Linked DNA regions of Homo sapiens: region 2 is linked to region 1. A link is a loop called in an ENCODE intact Hi-C map of the cell type or tissue named here. Cell type or tissue: endothelial cell of umbilical vein. All regions are shown on one strand. Each heading gives the region's core, and the rest is flanking DNA. Links, peaks and the distances in the headings are about the cores only.

Region 1 (8,438 bases), core at 86-8,085:
TCAAGGTTTATAAACACACCAATCAGCACCCTGTGTCTAGCTCAGGGTTTGTGAAGGCATCAATGGACACTCTGCATCTAGCTACTCTGGTGGGGACTTGGAGAAACTTTGTGTCAACACTCTGTATCTAGCTAATCTAGTGGGGACATGGAGAACCTTTGTGTCTAGCTCAGGGTTTGTGAATGCACCAATCGACCCTCTGTATCTAGCTACTCTGGGGGAACTTGGAGAACCTTTGTGTCCACACTCTGTATCTAGCTAATCTGGTGGGGACATGAAGAACTTTTGTGTCTAGCTCAGGGATTGTAAATGCACCAATCAACACCCTGTCAAAACGGACCAATCAGCTCTCTGTTAAATGGACTAATCGGCTCTCTGTAAAACGGACCAATCAGCAGGATGAGGGTGGGGCCAGATAAGAGACTAAAAGCAGTCTGCCCGAGCCAGCAGTGGCAACCCGCTAGGTCACCTTCCACACTGTGGTAGCTTTGTTCTTTCCCTCTTTGCAATAAATCTTGCTACTGCTCACTCTTTGGGTCCACACTGCCTTTTTGAGCTGTAACACTCACCACGAAGGTCTGCAGCTTCACTTCTGAGCCAGCGAGACCATCAGAAGGAACAAACTCCGGACATGCCGCCTTTAAGAACTGGCACACTCACTGCAAGGGTCCGCGGCTTCATTCTTGAAGTTGGTGAGACCAAGAACCCACCAATTCCGGACACAATATGATTCTCTTGAAGTCCAAAGATGTGAATAGATCGCTTTGTGTACTCAGCCCTCATCCAGGCCAAGCCAGCCTGGGTTTTGTTTTGTCATGTCCACAAGAACATCATAGGCAAGTAGGTTTTGATTTACAGATACATGTAAATAGATGTGATTTCTTTCCCAGGAAAAGGGCACAAGGAGCTAACAGTTTAATTTATACACATGAGGCTGTTTTAGAAGCTTGCATTGTAGTAAGGGCTAGTTAAAGTCAGTCTTTCAGCAGGATGCATTGCTCCCAAATGTTTGCTGGTAGACAGTAAATCTGGGAAAATATCAAGGCCAGCAGGTGACAGGGGAAGACCAGGACAGGAGAATTTTCAGAGCTGAAACATCTCACTGTAAAGATTTAATAAATTTCACATGCATCCCCTTATTTTTCCATATTTTGTTTTTATTTTTGTTTTAGCTGTTTCCTGTGTTTCAGGCACTGGTGATCCTTTTGCCTAGAAACACTAACTACTGTATTTTTTTCTGATGTGGTTTTCTGTTGGATAGGATTTCCATAATAAATAAGGTTGATTTGGTCTGGTCAGCTTCGTGTCAATTTTCTAGTTTTGTAGGTGGTTCCTTTTAATCATAAACAAAAGCTATAACTTAGCCATTTCCAAAGCTCAACGACATTTACAAGGGCCCCAGAGGAATAACTTTCTGGTTAAGGCAACTGTAGTAAGTTTAATAGGATAAACAGGTAGTACCCTTTCAAGCTCTAGGACTCTCCTCCTCGAGGAGGCCCCTCAGCCAGTTTGATCATAGTGGTAAGGAGGTCAAGGCTGTTTCAGTTCCCATCAGCTGGCTTTGAGCAGAGAAAACTCATTGCATGGCCACAGGTTGAACCCCAAGTCTAAGGAAATGACTGTGTTGCTCAGAGGAGGTATTAATAAAAAGCATCCTTTGCACTTTTTCCAGCCCTATTCTACACATTTGTCCTTTGTTCCTTCACAACCCAAAGAGTCAAAGAATGCTTCTGTCCTTTGTTGGGAAGGCCTCTCCTTTGCAGAGCTTTCTGTTCCCTTTCAATTTCCTATAGTCCATTAAGACTGTTCCTGTGACCAGAAGGCAATAAAAGAAACACATTTCAAGTAGTAAAACAAGCATCCAGGAAGAAGCTTTCCATCAGTTTAAAACAGATGAAAAAGCCTGGCCTCTTGTTTCTCAATCTAGATCTGGAACAGACAAGAGAGAAATATTAGAGACACCTGACGCTGGAGGGGTGTGAGGACACATTTCCAGAGCAGCTGCCCTGTACTTTATTTGGACAGTTCTTGCTTCCCACTGTCTCACTTCAGTTTTTTTGTTTTTTGTGTTTTTTTGCTTTTCAAATTTTTTTACACTGTCACATTCTCACTCTTTCTGTACTTTTCATTTTGTTCCCCTCTGCTCAAAACTTTTGACTCCCTCTGTCACCTCCCATCCACCCAGCAAATCCCCAGTTCCTGCTCTATAGTGAGTTCCTCTCGTATGTCATGGCAGTTATAATAATAATAACAGCTATAGGTTATTGAAGGCTTTTCATGAGGTTTTTATCTCATTTAAATGTTTCAGCAATCTTAGAGGTGGTATGTTAATCAGGACAGGCTAATTGTTATAATAAGTAGTATCAGTATTGCTATGAGACCAAGTATTTCTTTTTCTCATGCAGAGTCTGATGTGCATGCTCCTGGCTGGGTAGCTCTCTTGGGCAGATCATCTCCAAGCAGTTGGGCACTCCTTTTATGATGTGGCTAAATTATCCTGGAGTCTTTTGCAGAGAGGGGAGAGAGTGTGTGGAGGATCACATGGATGTTTTAGGGGCCATCTCTGAGTGACATCTCACCACCTCCCCCACAGTCTATTGACCCTAAGTCTGATATATGGTCCTTCCTAGTTGCAAGAGAACAAGGAAATGTATTTTTCTCTTGTGTCCAGGATGAAAATGAAACTACATGGTGTAGGCAGCATTGCCTCTACCATGGTGGGTGGGGTGGGGGCGGGAAGGGCTTTCAACACCTCCAGGTGAGGGAATTCAGGCACAAAGATTCAGAATCATTAGCTAATATGTGGTGGAACAAGATTCCAACCCTATAAATATGACTCTAGAATTATACTCTTGACATTGTGTCCTGCTTTCTGTCTTTAAATAAAAATAACTATTCCCTCTTGTGCTCATGGTTTTCCTTTTTTACAAGTCTTTACTCCAGTGCTTATCACACTGTTGCACCTGTTACACCAGACTGTGAAACCCAAGGGAGAAGAAAAACCCCTTTATATCCATATGAGCAGTATGTGCCTGGGACACAGTGGGGCTCAATAAAAGTTTGATGACTGAAGAATAGCTGTGATCTGTGTGGTGGTTCATGAAAAGGCAACTTGAGGCACTGCATCGTGATTACATCACTGAACAGCTTTTCTAGATTAAAGTCAGGGGTGTCTAAATTAGTGTAACAATCATCTCCATGTAGCTGTTTTCAACCCATCCACAAGATGGAGCCTTTACAAATATAAGTAAGAAATGATGTCAACAAGGCGGTAGAATAGAAACATTCCACTATCATTCCCCTACAGATAAATCAATTTTGGCAAATATCCACAGTTAAGAGTACCTTTGTTGGAGTCTAGGAGTGCAGCTGAGAAGTTCCAGCACACCACTGAAGCAAAAATCCAAGAATAGGTGCACTGAAGAGTGTGGAAGAACAGTTTCATGTTATCTACCTCACCCCTTTCACAAGGTGGCATAGCTCAGTGCCAAGAGAGACGTTATTGGCCCATGATTTCTCCCATGAGGAAAAATGAAAGTGTAGTAAGGGGGTACCTGGCTCCCCCAGCCACATCAGATGCTGCCCAAGAGGCCTGCTTCTTTCTTAACCCACCCGGAATACTGGAGTGATTGGAATAAATGAGTGGTTGGAAGATGCTGGGAGCAGGGAAGAAAGGCTGCCATGGACCTTACTAAGTTCTGCCTACTCCATCAGGAAGCAGGCCCACAAACCACTTGAGGAACCTCAGCTATGAACCCCATACCCACTGCCCCATGGGCACTCCATATTTTCTATATGCTTCACCTTCTCACCACAAGACATGAAGAATTACACCACACATAAGAATTACAGACATGAAGCACTGCATCCAGCCAAAAATGATTATTTTAAGGAAGCTCAGTGAGCTATAAGATAGACAATTCAGTGAAATCAGAAAAACAATACATGAACAAAATTAGAAGTTCAATAAAGACACAGAAATCATAAAGTTGGGTATGGTGGCACATTCCTGTAGTCCTAGCTACACAGGAGGCTGAGCACAACAATCTCATGTGGACAGCTGGCTTGACTCTGCAGGATTGGGAGAAGGTATACAAATTCAAGCAATTCAAGGTGCCATCATAGCAAAAACAAACAGGAGGCACTTAGCACCCACTTCGGCTTTATGGGGTCATGATAAGCCATACAATCTTAAGAATTCTCCCCCCACCAAGAGGAAATAAGGGGCAGAGTGGGCACATTGATAGAAAAGGTCTGAGAGAGCCTCAGAATCCCTAGCTGGGCTATTTAGTTAAAGCATTTTTCTCTCGAAGCCAATCAGTAAATATGGGAGGAAATGATTACTTCTTCAAGTGCACACACAATGACGCAAAACTTTAAGGAACATGAAAAATCTTGAAAACATGACACCACCAAAGGAATAAAATATTCCACTAACCAACTCAGAAAAATTAGAGATCTATAGATTGCCTGACAAAAAAATTGAAATTATATTTATTTATTTATGTTTCAGAGACAGGATCTTGCTCTGTCACCCAGGTTTGAGTGCAGTGGCATGATCATAATTCACCACATCCTTGGACTACTGGGCTTCAGAAATCCTCTTGCCTCAGCATCCTGAGTAACTAGGACTATAGGCACATCCCACCCTACACAGATAATTTTAAAAAATTGTAGGGACAGCATCTCACTATATTGCCCAGGATGGTCTTGAACTCCTGGCCTCAAGCAATTCTCTTATCTCGACCTCTCAAAATGCTAGAATTACAGACATGAAGCACTGCATCCAGCCAAAAATGATTATTTTAAGGAAGCACAGTGAGCAACAAGATAGACAATTCAGTGAAATCAGAAAAACAATACATGAACAAAATTAGAAGTTCAATAAAGACACAGAAATCAAAAAGTTGGGTATGGTGGCACATTCCTGTAGTCCTAGCTACACAAGAGGCTGAGGTGAGAAGCCCACTTGACGTCAGGAGTTCAAGACAAGCCTGGGCAACATAGCAAGACCCTATATCCTAAAAAATTCATTTTAAAAGAGATACAAATAATAAAGAACTAAACATACATTATGAAGCTGAAGAATACAGTGAATGAAATGAAAAATGTAATAAAGAGCATCAGCAGCAGACTCAATCAAGCAGAAGAACCTGTAAATACAAAAGACAGGTCCTCTGAAAATATCCAGTCAGAGAAAAAACATAAAATGAATGAAGAGGAATGATGAACGCCTGCAAAATTTATGTGACACAGTTAAGAGTGCTAACAGTTGCATTATAGGAATTTAAGAAGGTGAAAAGAGAAAGAGGCAGAAAGATTTTTTTTTTAAATAGCTGAAAACTCCCCAAATCTGGGGAAACATACAGACATCCAGGTATGTGGCATTTAAACGTCTCTGATAAGCTTTAACCTGAAAAAGAGATCACCAAGATACACTACAATCAACTGTCAAAAGTCAAAATCAAGGAGTTTTAAACGCAGCAGAAAAGAGGCTTATCTCATACAAGGTAACCCACATAACACTATCAGATTTCTTATCAGGCTATCAGAAGATTTCTCGGCAGAAAGCTTATAGGGTAGGAGAGAGTAGAAGGATATATTCAAAGTGCTGAGAAGAAAAGATAAAAAAAGCCAAGAATATGTAAACCTGACAAAGTTTCTTTCATAAATGAAAGAGAAAGAGTTTCCCAGACAAACAAAAGCTGAGGGAGTTCATCACTACTAGACTTGTCTTATAAGAAATGCTTAAGGGAGTTATTCAAGCTGAAATAAAAGCATGCTAATTAGTAACATGAAAACATATGAAAATATAAAACTCATTGGTAAAGCTAAGTATACAGTCGTATTTAGAGTAAAATTATAATAGTGATGTGTAAATCACTTACGACTCTAGTATAAAGGTTAAAAGACAAAATATTGAAAATAACTACAACTGGCAGGGCGCGGTGGCTCACACCTGTAATCCCAGCACTTTGGGATGCCAAGGCTGGCGGATCACGAGATCAGGAGATTGAGACCATCCTGGCTAATATGGTGAAACCCCGTCTCTACTAAAAATACAAAAAAATTAGCCAGGCGTGGTGGCAAGCGCCTGTAGTCCCAGCTACTCCGGAGGCTGAGGCAGGAGAATGGTGTGAACCCGGGAGGCAGAGCTTGCAGTGAGCCGAGATCGCGCCGCTGCACTCAAGCCTGGGCAACAGTGCGAGACTCCGTCTCAAACAAACAAACAAACAAAAAACCAAAAACTACAACTGCAATAATTTGTTGCTGAATACACAATTTTAAAAGATATAACTGGGATATCAAAAACAAATTGTAGGGATGGGGCAAAAGTGTAGAGTTTTTGTATGCAATTGAAGTTAAGATGTTATCAGCTTAAAACAGACTGTTATAACTATAAGATGTTTTATGGTAGCCACAAAGCAAAACCCTATGTAGATACACAGAAGATAATGAGGCAAAATCAAAATACACCACTGCAGAAAATAATCGAATCACAAAGAAAGACAGCAAGAGGAGAAGAAAGGAACAAAGGATATACAAAACAGCCAGCAGACAATTAACAAGATGGCAATAGTAAGTCCTTACCTAGCAATAATTACTTTAATATAAATGGATTATATTCTCCAATCAAAAAACATACAGTGACTAAATGTATAAAAAGGCATGACCCAACTGTATGCCATGTACAAGAAACTCACTTTAGCTTTAAGGACACACACAGAAAGTGAAGGAATGGAAAAAGGTATCCATGCAAGTGGAAACTAAAAGCGAGTAGGAGTAGTTTTACTTGTGTCAGACAAAAGAGACTTTAAGTCAAAAACTGTAACAAGATACAAAGCAGATCATTATATAACGACAATTCATCAGGAGGATATAACAATTATAGGTATATATGCACTAAATATTGGAGAAACTAAACATATAAAGCAAGTATTAACAGAACTGAATGGAGAAATAGATAGCAATCTAATAGTAGGGGATTTCAATACCCCACTTTTTACAATGGATAGATAATCCAGACAGAAAATCAATAAGGAAACATTAGAGTTAAACTGGGATTTAGGCCAAATGGATCAAACAGACATATAGAGAATATTCCATCCAACAGTAGCTGAATATACATTTTTCTCAAGTATACACAGAACATTTTCCAAGATGGGTCATATGTTAGGTCACAAAATAAGTCTTAAAAAATTTAACATGACTGAAATCATGTCACACAACTTTGCTAAACAAAATAGTATGAAACTCGAAATTAACAACAGAAGAAAAACTGGAAAATTCACAAATATGTGGAAACTAAACAATATGTTCTTGAACAATGAATGAGTCAAAGAAGAAATCAAAAGATAAGTTAAAAAATACCTTGAGACAAACAAAAATAGAAACACAACAGACCAAAACTTACGGGGTGCAGCAGAAGCAACTCTAAGAGGAAAGTTTAGAGTAATGAAAATACCTACATGAAAAAGGAAGATCTCAAATAAACCATCCAACCTTACACTTCAAGTTACTGGAAAGGAAGAAAAACTAAACCTAAAGTTAGTAGGAGGAAGGAAATAATAAAAATCAGGAATAAAACAAATAGAATAGAGGCTAGAAAAACAAAGCAAAGAACTATGAAATGAAGAGCTGATTTTTTTTTAAAGATAAGTAAAATTGGCAAACTTTCAGCTAGACTAAGAGGAAAAGAGAGATGACTCAACTAAAAATGAAAGAAAACCAGAAATGAAAGAGACCTTACATCTAATACCACAGAAATACAAAGGATTATTAAACTGCTATGAAAAATTATAAGCCATCAAACTGGATGATCTAGAGGAAACACATATTTGTAGAAACGTACAACTTATCAAGACTAAATCATGAAAAAAATCCAAGAAGAATAATAACAGCTAAGGAGACTGAATTAGCAATCAAAAATCTCCCATCAAACAGCCCACATCCTTATAGCTTCCCTGGTGAATTCTATCCAACCTTTACAGAAGAACTAATACCAATTGTCAATTCTTGGAAAATAATTGAAAAGGAGGGAACATTTCCAAATTCATTTTGTAAGGCCAGCTTTACCCTGATACCAAACTCAAACAAGAACACTATAAGAAGAGAAAACTATAGGCCAATATCACTGATAAACATAGATGCACAAATCCAAAATAAAATACTAGCAAACTGAATTAAGTGTTAAAAGGATAATACACCATGATCATGTGGGATTTATTCCTGGGATGCAAGGATAGTTCAACATATGTCAATCAATAAATGTTATACATTACATTAACAGAGTGAAGGACAAAAACCATATGATAATCTCAATATATGCAGAAAAGGCATTCAACAAAATTAAACACCCTTTCACGATATGATAAAAAAAATCTCAACAAATGTGGTATAGAAGGAATGTACCTCAACACAATAAAGGCCATATATGA
Region 2 (8,438 bases), core at 76-8,075, 150 kb after region 1:
ATAAATGTGGGAGTGCATGTATCTCTTCAATATGCTTGTTTCCTTTATATTTTATATATACATACATATATATATATATACACACACATACATATATATACATACATATATATACAGACACATACATATATATATATATATATACACACACATACATATATATATATATATATACACACATACATATATATATATATATATATATATACACACATACATATATATATATACCAAGCAGTGGGATTGCTGAATCATGTGATAGCTCTATTTTTTGAGAAAACTCCTGTATTAGTCCATTCTCACATTGCTCTAAAGAACTACCTGAGACTGGGTAATTTATAAAGAAAAGAGGATGAACTGGCTCAGGGTTCTGCTCATGGTTCTACAGAAAGCATGGCTGGGAGGCTTCAGAAAACTTATAATCATGGTGGAAGTTGAAGAAGAAGGAGGCACGTCTCGCATGGCCAGATCAGAGGAAGGGGCGGGGGAGGTGACACATGCTTTTTAAACCACCAGATCTCATGAGAACTCACTTACTATCATGAGAACAGCAAGGGGGATGTCCACCCCCCGATCCAATCATCTCCCACCAGACTCTTCCTCCAACATTGGGGATCACAATTCAACATGAGATTTGTGCTGGGACACAACTCAGACCATATCATTTCACCCTCACCCTCCCAAATCGCACGTCCTTCTCACATTGCAAAATACAATCAACCTTTCTCAACAATCTCCCAAGTCTTAAATCATTTCAGCATTAACTCAAAAGTCTACAGTCCAAAGTATCTTCTGAGACAAGATAAGTCCCTTCTGCCTATGAGTATGTAAAATCAAAACCAGTTAGTTACTTCCAAGATACAATGGGGGTACTGGCATTGGGTAAATACTCCTATTCTAAAAGGGAAAAAATCAGCCCAAACAAAGGGGCTAAAGGCCCCATGCAAGTCCAAAACTCAGCAGGGAAGTCATTAAATCTTAAAGCTCCAAAATGATTTCCTTTGCCTCCATGTTTCACATCCTGGCAACACTGATGAAATGGGCAGAATCCCAAGGCCTTGGGTAGCTCTGCCCCTGTGGTTCTGCAGGGGACAGCCACCATGGCTGCTTTCATGGGCTGGCATTGAGTGTGCCTGCAGCTTTTCCAGGGGCACGGTGCAAGCTGTTGGTGGATCTACCATGCTGGGGTCTGGAGGATGGTGGCTGTCTTCAAACAGCTCCACTAGGCAGTGCCCCAGTGGGGACTCTGTATGTAGGCTCCAACCCTATATTTCTCCTCCACACTGCCCTAGTAGAGGTTCTCCATGAGGGCTTTGGCCCTGCAGCAGACTTCTGCCTGGACATCCAGGCCTTTCCATACATTCCTTGAAATCTAGGCAGAGGCTCCTAAGCCTCAACTCTCATATTCTGCACCCACAGGCTTAACACCACATGGAAGCCTCCAAGGCTTACAACTTGTACCCTCTGAAACAACAGGCTGAGCTGTATCTTGGGAACTTTAAGATACAGACCTTAAGATGGCTGGGCCTGGAGTGGCTATAGTGCATGGCACCATGTCCTGAGGCTGTACAGAGCAGCAGGACCTTGGGCCTGGCCACAAAACCATTCTTTCTTCCTTGGCCTCCAGGCCTATGATGGGAGGGACTGACATGAAGTTCTCTGAAATGTCTTCGAGGTCTTTCCCCATTATCTTGACTATCAACATTTGGCTCCTCTTTACATATGCAAATTTCTGTAGCTGGCTTGAATTTCTCCCCGGAAAACGGGTTTTTCTTTTCTACTACGTGGCTGGGCTGCAAATTTTCCAAACTTTTACACTCTGCTTCCCTTTTAGATATTAGTTTCAGTTTCAGACCATTTCTTTGCTCATGCATATGACCATATGCTGTTAGAACCAGCCAGCGCATATCTTGAATGCTTTGCTGCTTAGAAATTTCTTCCACCAGATACCCTAAATCATCTCTCTCATGTTCAACATTCTACATATTCCCAGAGCAGAGGCAAAATGCCTCCAGCTTCTTTGCTAACATATAACAAAACTGACCTTACTCCAGTTCTCAATAAGTTCCTTATCTCCATCTGAGACCACCTCAGCCTGACTTCATTGTCTATATCACTATCAGGATTTTGGTCACAACCATTCAAGAAGTCTCTAGGAGTTCCAAACTTTCCCTCATCTTTCTGTCTTCTTCTGAGCCCTCCAAACTCTTCTAACCTATGCCCATTACTGAGTCCCAAAGCTGCTTCCACATTTTCAGGTATCTTTATAGCAATGCCCCACTCCCAGTATCAATTTTCTGCATTAGTCCATTCTCAAATTGCTATAAAGAACTACCTGAGACTGAGTAATTTATAGATAAAAGAGGTTTGATTGGCTCATGGTTCCTCAAGCTGTACAGGAAGCATGGCTGTGGAGGCCTCAGGAAACTTGCAGTCATGGTACAAGGCAAAGGAGAAGGAGGCATGTCTTGCATGGCTGGGGCAGGAGGAAGAGAGAAAGCGGGGAGGTGCCACACACTTTTAAACAACCAGATCTCATGAGAGCTCACTCATTATCATGCGAACTACAAGGGGGAGTAAGCCCCAATGATCCAATCACCCCCCACTAGGCTCCTCCTCCAACACTGGGGGTTACAATTCAACATGAGATTTGGGTGGGGATACAAATTCAAACCATATCACCTCCATACTGTTCTTTATAGTAACTGTACTAATTTACATTTCCACCAACAGTGTATGAGGGTTCCCTTTTCTCCACATCCCTGCCAGCATTTGTCATTGCCTGTCTTTTGGATAAAGGCCATTTTAACTGGGGTGAGATGATATCTCATGTAGTTTTGATTTGCGTTTCTCTGATGATCAGTGATGTCAAGCACTTCTTCGTATGGCTGTTTGCCATTTGTATGTCTTCTTTTGAGGAATGTCTTTTAGGATCTTTTGCTCATTTTTAATTAGAGTACTTTTTTTTTTTTACTATTGTTTGAGCTCCTTATATATCCTGGCTATGAATCCCTTGTCAGATGGGTAGTTTGCAAATATTTTCTCCCATTTGTGGGTTGTTTCTTCACTTTGTTGATTATTTCCTTTGCTATACAGAAGCTTTTTAATGTCATGTGATCCCATTTGTCAATTTTTGCTTTAGTTCCCTGTGCTTATGGAGTATTACTCAAGAAATATTTGCCCAGAACAATGTCCTGGAGCATTTCCTCAATGTTTTCTTTTAGTAGTTTCATAGTTGAGGTCTTAGATTTAAGTCTTTCATCCATTTTGATTTGATTTTTGTGTATGGCGAAACATAGGGGTCTAGTTTCATTCTTCTCCATATGGATATCCAGTTTTCCCAGCACCATTTATTGAAGAGACTGTCCCTTCTCCAATGTATGTTCTTGGTAACTTTGTCAGAAATGAGTTTACTGTAGATGTATGAATTTATTTCTGCATTCTCTATTTTGCTCCATTTGTCTGTTTTCATTTTTGTGCCAGTATCATGCTGTTTTGGTTACTATAGCTCTGTGGTATAATTTGAAGTCAGGTAATGTGATTCCTCCAGTTTTGCTCTTTTTGCTCAGGGTATCTTTGGCTATTCTAGGTCTTTTATGGTTCCGCACAAATCTTGGATTTTTTTTTAAATTCTGAGAAGAATTTCGTTGTCATTTTGTTAGAGATTGCATTGAATCCGTACATTGCTTTGGGCAGTATGGACATTTTAAAAATATTTATTCTTCCAGACCATGAACATGGAATGTTGTTTCCTTTTTTTGGTATCCTCTTCAATTTCTTGCACTAATGTTTTATAGTTTTCATTGTACAAATCTTTCATTTATTTGGCTAAGTTTATTCCTGGGTATTTTATTTTATTTTTATCTCTTGTAAATGGAATTACTTTCTTGATTTCTTTTTCAGGTTGTTTGCTGTTGGCATACAGAAATGTTACTGATTTTTGTATGTTGATTTTGTATTCTACAACTTTACTAAATTTGTTTGTCAGTTCTAATAGCTATTTTTTATGAAGTCTTTAGGTTTTTCCAAACATAAGATCATATTATCTGCAAACAAGGATAATTTGACTTCTTCCTTTCCAATCTGGATGCTCTCTATTTTATTCTCATCTCATTGCTCTAGGTAGGAGTTCTAGTACTATGTTGAATAACAGTGGTGAAAATGGAGAGACCATCAAAATTAATCAGTCTGACTTTGAAAGCACAGTTCAATTGCTATGATCTGAAGAAAATTACTTTTCAAAACTGTTTAAAATTTCCTTAAGAGAAGATATCATTCGAAGGGGTTAGGACAGTTACTTAATCTAGCCTTTCTCTTTGAGAGGCTTTCTCTGGATACTTGGGGAAGTTGGCAGAGAATGCAGGTGGCAACAGGGTAAATAGCACAAGGATGCAGCCTCTCAGGAAGGAAGTCTGACCTCTGGCTGCCCTCAGTCTCACCAGGCAGATTGCGTAACATCAGCTTAACTTATTTTGATAGTTTTGTTAAACTGAAATTTGCTGCTGGAAATAATAGCCCCAGGTCTTCATGTCAATAGCTAAACTGTTTATGTTAGATCAGATATCAGAGTCCATTGGTTATTTTGAAATAAGTTAAAATATTTCAATCAATGTGGTGTACTATCTGTACTTAGGTTCAGAGAAATGGAGGGTTTTTCTAAGTTTGATTAGAGCTTGCTTCTTCAAGAAGTTGATTGAATGAGGTTATGCATTAACACAGAAAGATGACAAGATAATTTGGATTCTGAAAATTCTGTATCTCATAAGAAAATTTATCACTTACCATTTTTTCAACTCATTTAAGAAGTATTTCCAAATACTCAAAGTAAGTGATTGAAAAATATTTATAATGTTTATTACAATATAATATCCTTCATATATTAAGGTCTTGCCTTAAATACCTAAGGAGAATGCTATAAATTCTAGAACAACCTGCTTTCTCTAGGGCCTATTTCTACCTGCGATCTTCCTTACAATAGAAACATCTATGTCTGTGGTGACTACATTCTGAATCCTATTAATGTTTTTCTTCCAAATTATAGCAGCATTGAGTTTTTGCCTCCTAATGTGTTTTTACATTCTTTTCTGATAATTATGTTATTGAAAATCTAGAAAGAAGTCTTCCATAGTACTTGCTTTGTGATCACTCATCATGTAATGCTCAAATCCAAATGTACTAAATGGTTGGAATTGGTTTGTGGTTTAAAAAAAAAGTCTAGGCCGGGCACAGTGGCTCATGCCTGTAATCCCAGCACTTTCGGAGGCTGAGGCGGGTGGATCATGAGGTCAACAGATCAAGATCATCCTGGCCAACATGGGGAAACCCCGTCTCTGCTGAAAATACAAAAATTATCAGGGTGTGGTGGCACGCGCCTGTAGTCCCAGCTACCTGGGAGGCTGAGACAGCAGAATCGCTTGAACCTGGGAGGCGGAGGTTGCAGTGAGCCGAGATAGTGCTGCTGCACTCCAGCCTGGTGACAGAGTGAGACTCCGTCTCAAAAAAAAAAAAAAAAGAAGAAAAGAAACGTCTAGTTTCAAATATTCAAGTACTTACCCCTATATATACTAGGAAAATAGTATCATCATTCACCATCTCAACTAAAGAAATCCATCTAAATTTTTTCATTTTTAAGTCATTTTTCAAATAATTTACAGAAGGATAAAGGCATAATAGAAAAACTGATTAGAAATTTTAATAAAAGTTAAACATAGCAAAACTCTTTATATCAAATAAAAAATTTGGCACACAAACATTATAAAAGATAAAAGAATATTGTCATATATGCAATTAGCAAAAGAGGAAAGCCCAAATTCTTGTTGCAAAATATGGTGTGATACAGTCTGTCCTGTATGAAGTACTCTATTTTCTTTATTTTCCATAGAGACAGGTTGTTTACTCATTGATTCATGAATTTGAGGAAATTTGTTAAAGTTTGTAGGAAATCATGATCTAAAGATTCATAGTCTATTTCACTTACATGATTGATTCCATCATCAGCATTAGTGTGTAAAGTAGCACTGTCCAACAGAAATATATTTCATGTTATACATGTAATTAAGAAGTTTCTAGTAGCCAAATTGAAAATTTTAAACAGGTGAAATTAAATTTGAATAATACATTTTATTTAATTTTGCATATTCAAAGTATTATTTCAACATATAATTGATATAAAATATTAATAAGATATCTGATATTCCCATTTATTGTACTAAAGCTTCAAAATCAGTGTGTATTTTATACTTAAAACACATCTCAAGTCAAACTAACCATATTTTAAGTACCTGAATGTCACATGTAATTAGTGGCTACCCTATGGGACAGTGCTGGTCTGGAGAGCTTGCTGTAGCTCTTTATATTTGTTTTCTGATTTGTCTAAGAATTGTGAAATGTCTCCCTCTGTCAGTTTTCTTCTGTTTGGTCATTATAGATGGAAAAAGAAAAAATAAGTATTCTAAACTGTGTTCAATGAAGCTAAAAACAACATACACATGGCGTCTCCTCTTCTATACTATCTTGAAAGATGATGCAATACTTTTGGCAACACAGTATAAAATTGAAAGATTATTATTAATTTCACTATTGTATTTGTCTTTCTAGTAGGTTCCATTATTTTTTGTTTTTTTCTTTAGTCTTTTTTTAAGTCATAGTTGAAAATAATTGATGAATAAGAAAAAAATAATTCCTAGTATAACAAAATAGCAAAATGTTTAAAATGTTAGAAAAAGAAGATCACCAAGATCTCACAATATGTCTTAGCTTTATAAAAGGCTCAATGGACTTGTGTGATAATTGCAAGATAGAATAAATTTTATTTTAAAATAAATATATGTTATCTTTGTTCTTTGTAAGACTATTAAGAAATAATAAAATTCACAAAATATCAATTTTTACAGATAGAACTGCTCAAAAAAAGAAACAAAACTATAATTGAGTCCAGTGAACTCCTATGGTATATGGGGGGTTAAATTGCATTAATTAAACAACATGTCGGGGAAAATTTCAGCGACACATTTATTTTTTAGTCCCCCTTTTCTTCTCCATAAGCTTTCATCTCATAGGACTTTTCCCAAGTTTTCTCCTCAAAAATTCTTTGAAAAACTTTCTCTGGTAGCCCCAGTACACAATCTCTTCATCTCAAAAGCCCCAAAGAACCTGTCTAACAAGAAGGTCGCCCAGAGAAGGGGCAGCAGCCATCACTGCAGCTCCAGTCTGCCATTTTCTCCTGTGGGTGCTGGGGAGGCTGGGTGGTTTGGGCCCAGGAGGAATTCCCCACAGCACAGCACAGTGGCTGTGGCAGATCATGACCAGATTGCCTCTTGAGGCTGGACCTCGACCCATCCTTTCTCACTGGTCAGGGCCTCCTTGTGGGAATTTCAGCCATTCTGGCCAGGGGTTTACGGACAGAGCTTTGATCTCCCTGGGATGAAACCCTGGGGTAAGGGGATCTGCAGACTTAGTCTTTCCCCTTGCTGGCTCTGAGGAATCCAGGCAGTCTGGAGGAGTGGGATTCCTCCCACACAGTGCACCCGCTCCACCAAGGGGCCACCAGAGTGCTTCAGTAAGCAAGTCTTTGATCCCATGCCTCCTGACTGGGTGAGACCCTACAACAGTGGTTGCCAGACACATTATACAGGAGCATTCCTGCTGGCATCAGGTTGGTGCCCCTCTGGGACAGAGCTCCCAGAGGAAGAAGTGGACAGCCATCTTTGCTGTTCTGCAGCCTCCTCTGGTGACACCTCCAAGTGTGGGAGGGACCCTGACAAATAGGGTCTGGAAGGGACCCTCAGCAAACCATAGCAACCCTACGGAAGAGGGGCCTGACTGTTAAAAGAAAAACAGGCTGGGAGTGGTGGCTCATGCCTGTAATCCCAACACTTTGGGAGGCCACGAGGCAGACGATCTTCTGAGGTCGGGAGGTCGAGACCAGCCTGACCAGCATGGAGAAACCCCATCTCTACTAAAAATACAAGATTAGCCGGGCATGGTGGCGCATGCCTGCAATCCCAGCTACTCAGGAGGCTGAAGCAGGAGAATCACTTGAACCCAGGAGGCAGAGGTTGCGGAGAGCTGAGATCATGCCATTGCACTTCAGCCTGGGCAACAAGAGAGAAACTCCATCTAAAAAAAGAAAAAAAAAATCAAAAGAAAAGAAAAACAAACAAACAGAAAACAACAGCGTCAACAAAAAGTCCCCACAAAAACCCCATCCAAAAGTCAGCAGCCTCAAAGATCAAAACTACATAAACTCATGCTGAAAACTCAAAAAGCCAGAGTGCCTCTTCTGCTCCAAATGATCACAACACCTCTCCAGCAAGGGAACAGAACTGGGCTGAGGCTGAGATGGATAAACTGACAGAAGTAGGCTTCAGAAGGTGCGTAATAATGAACTTTGCTGAACTAAAGGAGCATGTTCTAACCCAATGCAAAGAAGCTAAGAA

The links. A loop is a pair of places that touch in the nucleus more often than their neighbours do. Peaks named below come from ENCODE experiments on the same cell type or tissue, not always from the same donor. Only the 100,000 strongest peaks of a DNase experiment are listed, where the experiment ranks them.
Region 2: a loop joins it to region 1, with 2.4 times the contacts of the local background. A loop is called at or near these places in 9 of 110 quality-filtered maps.

Annotation. Positions count from the first base shown.
Region 1 is chr5:127,569,959-127,578,396 of GRCh38, forward strand. No RefSeq gene overlaps it. Among named protein-coding and RNA genes, the nearest start is that of PRRC1, 57 kb to the left of the region's middle. In endothelial cell of umbilical vein, for the core only: a CTCF peak has its summit at 3,243 (motif pointing right); a DNase peak (open chromatin) is centred at 7,553; H3K27me3 peaks cover 1,002 bases.
Region 2 is chr5:127,719,352-127,727,789 of GRCh38, forward strand. All of the region lies in intron 2 of CCDC192 (coiled-coil domain containing 192), which reads left to right. Among named protein-coding and RNA genes, the nearest start is that of CCDC192, 20 kb to the left of the region's middle. In endothelial cell of umbilical vein, for the core only: no CTCF peak of the experiment used is centred there; a DNase peak (open chromatin) is centred at 4,420.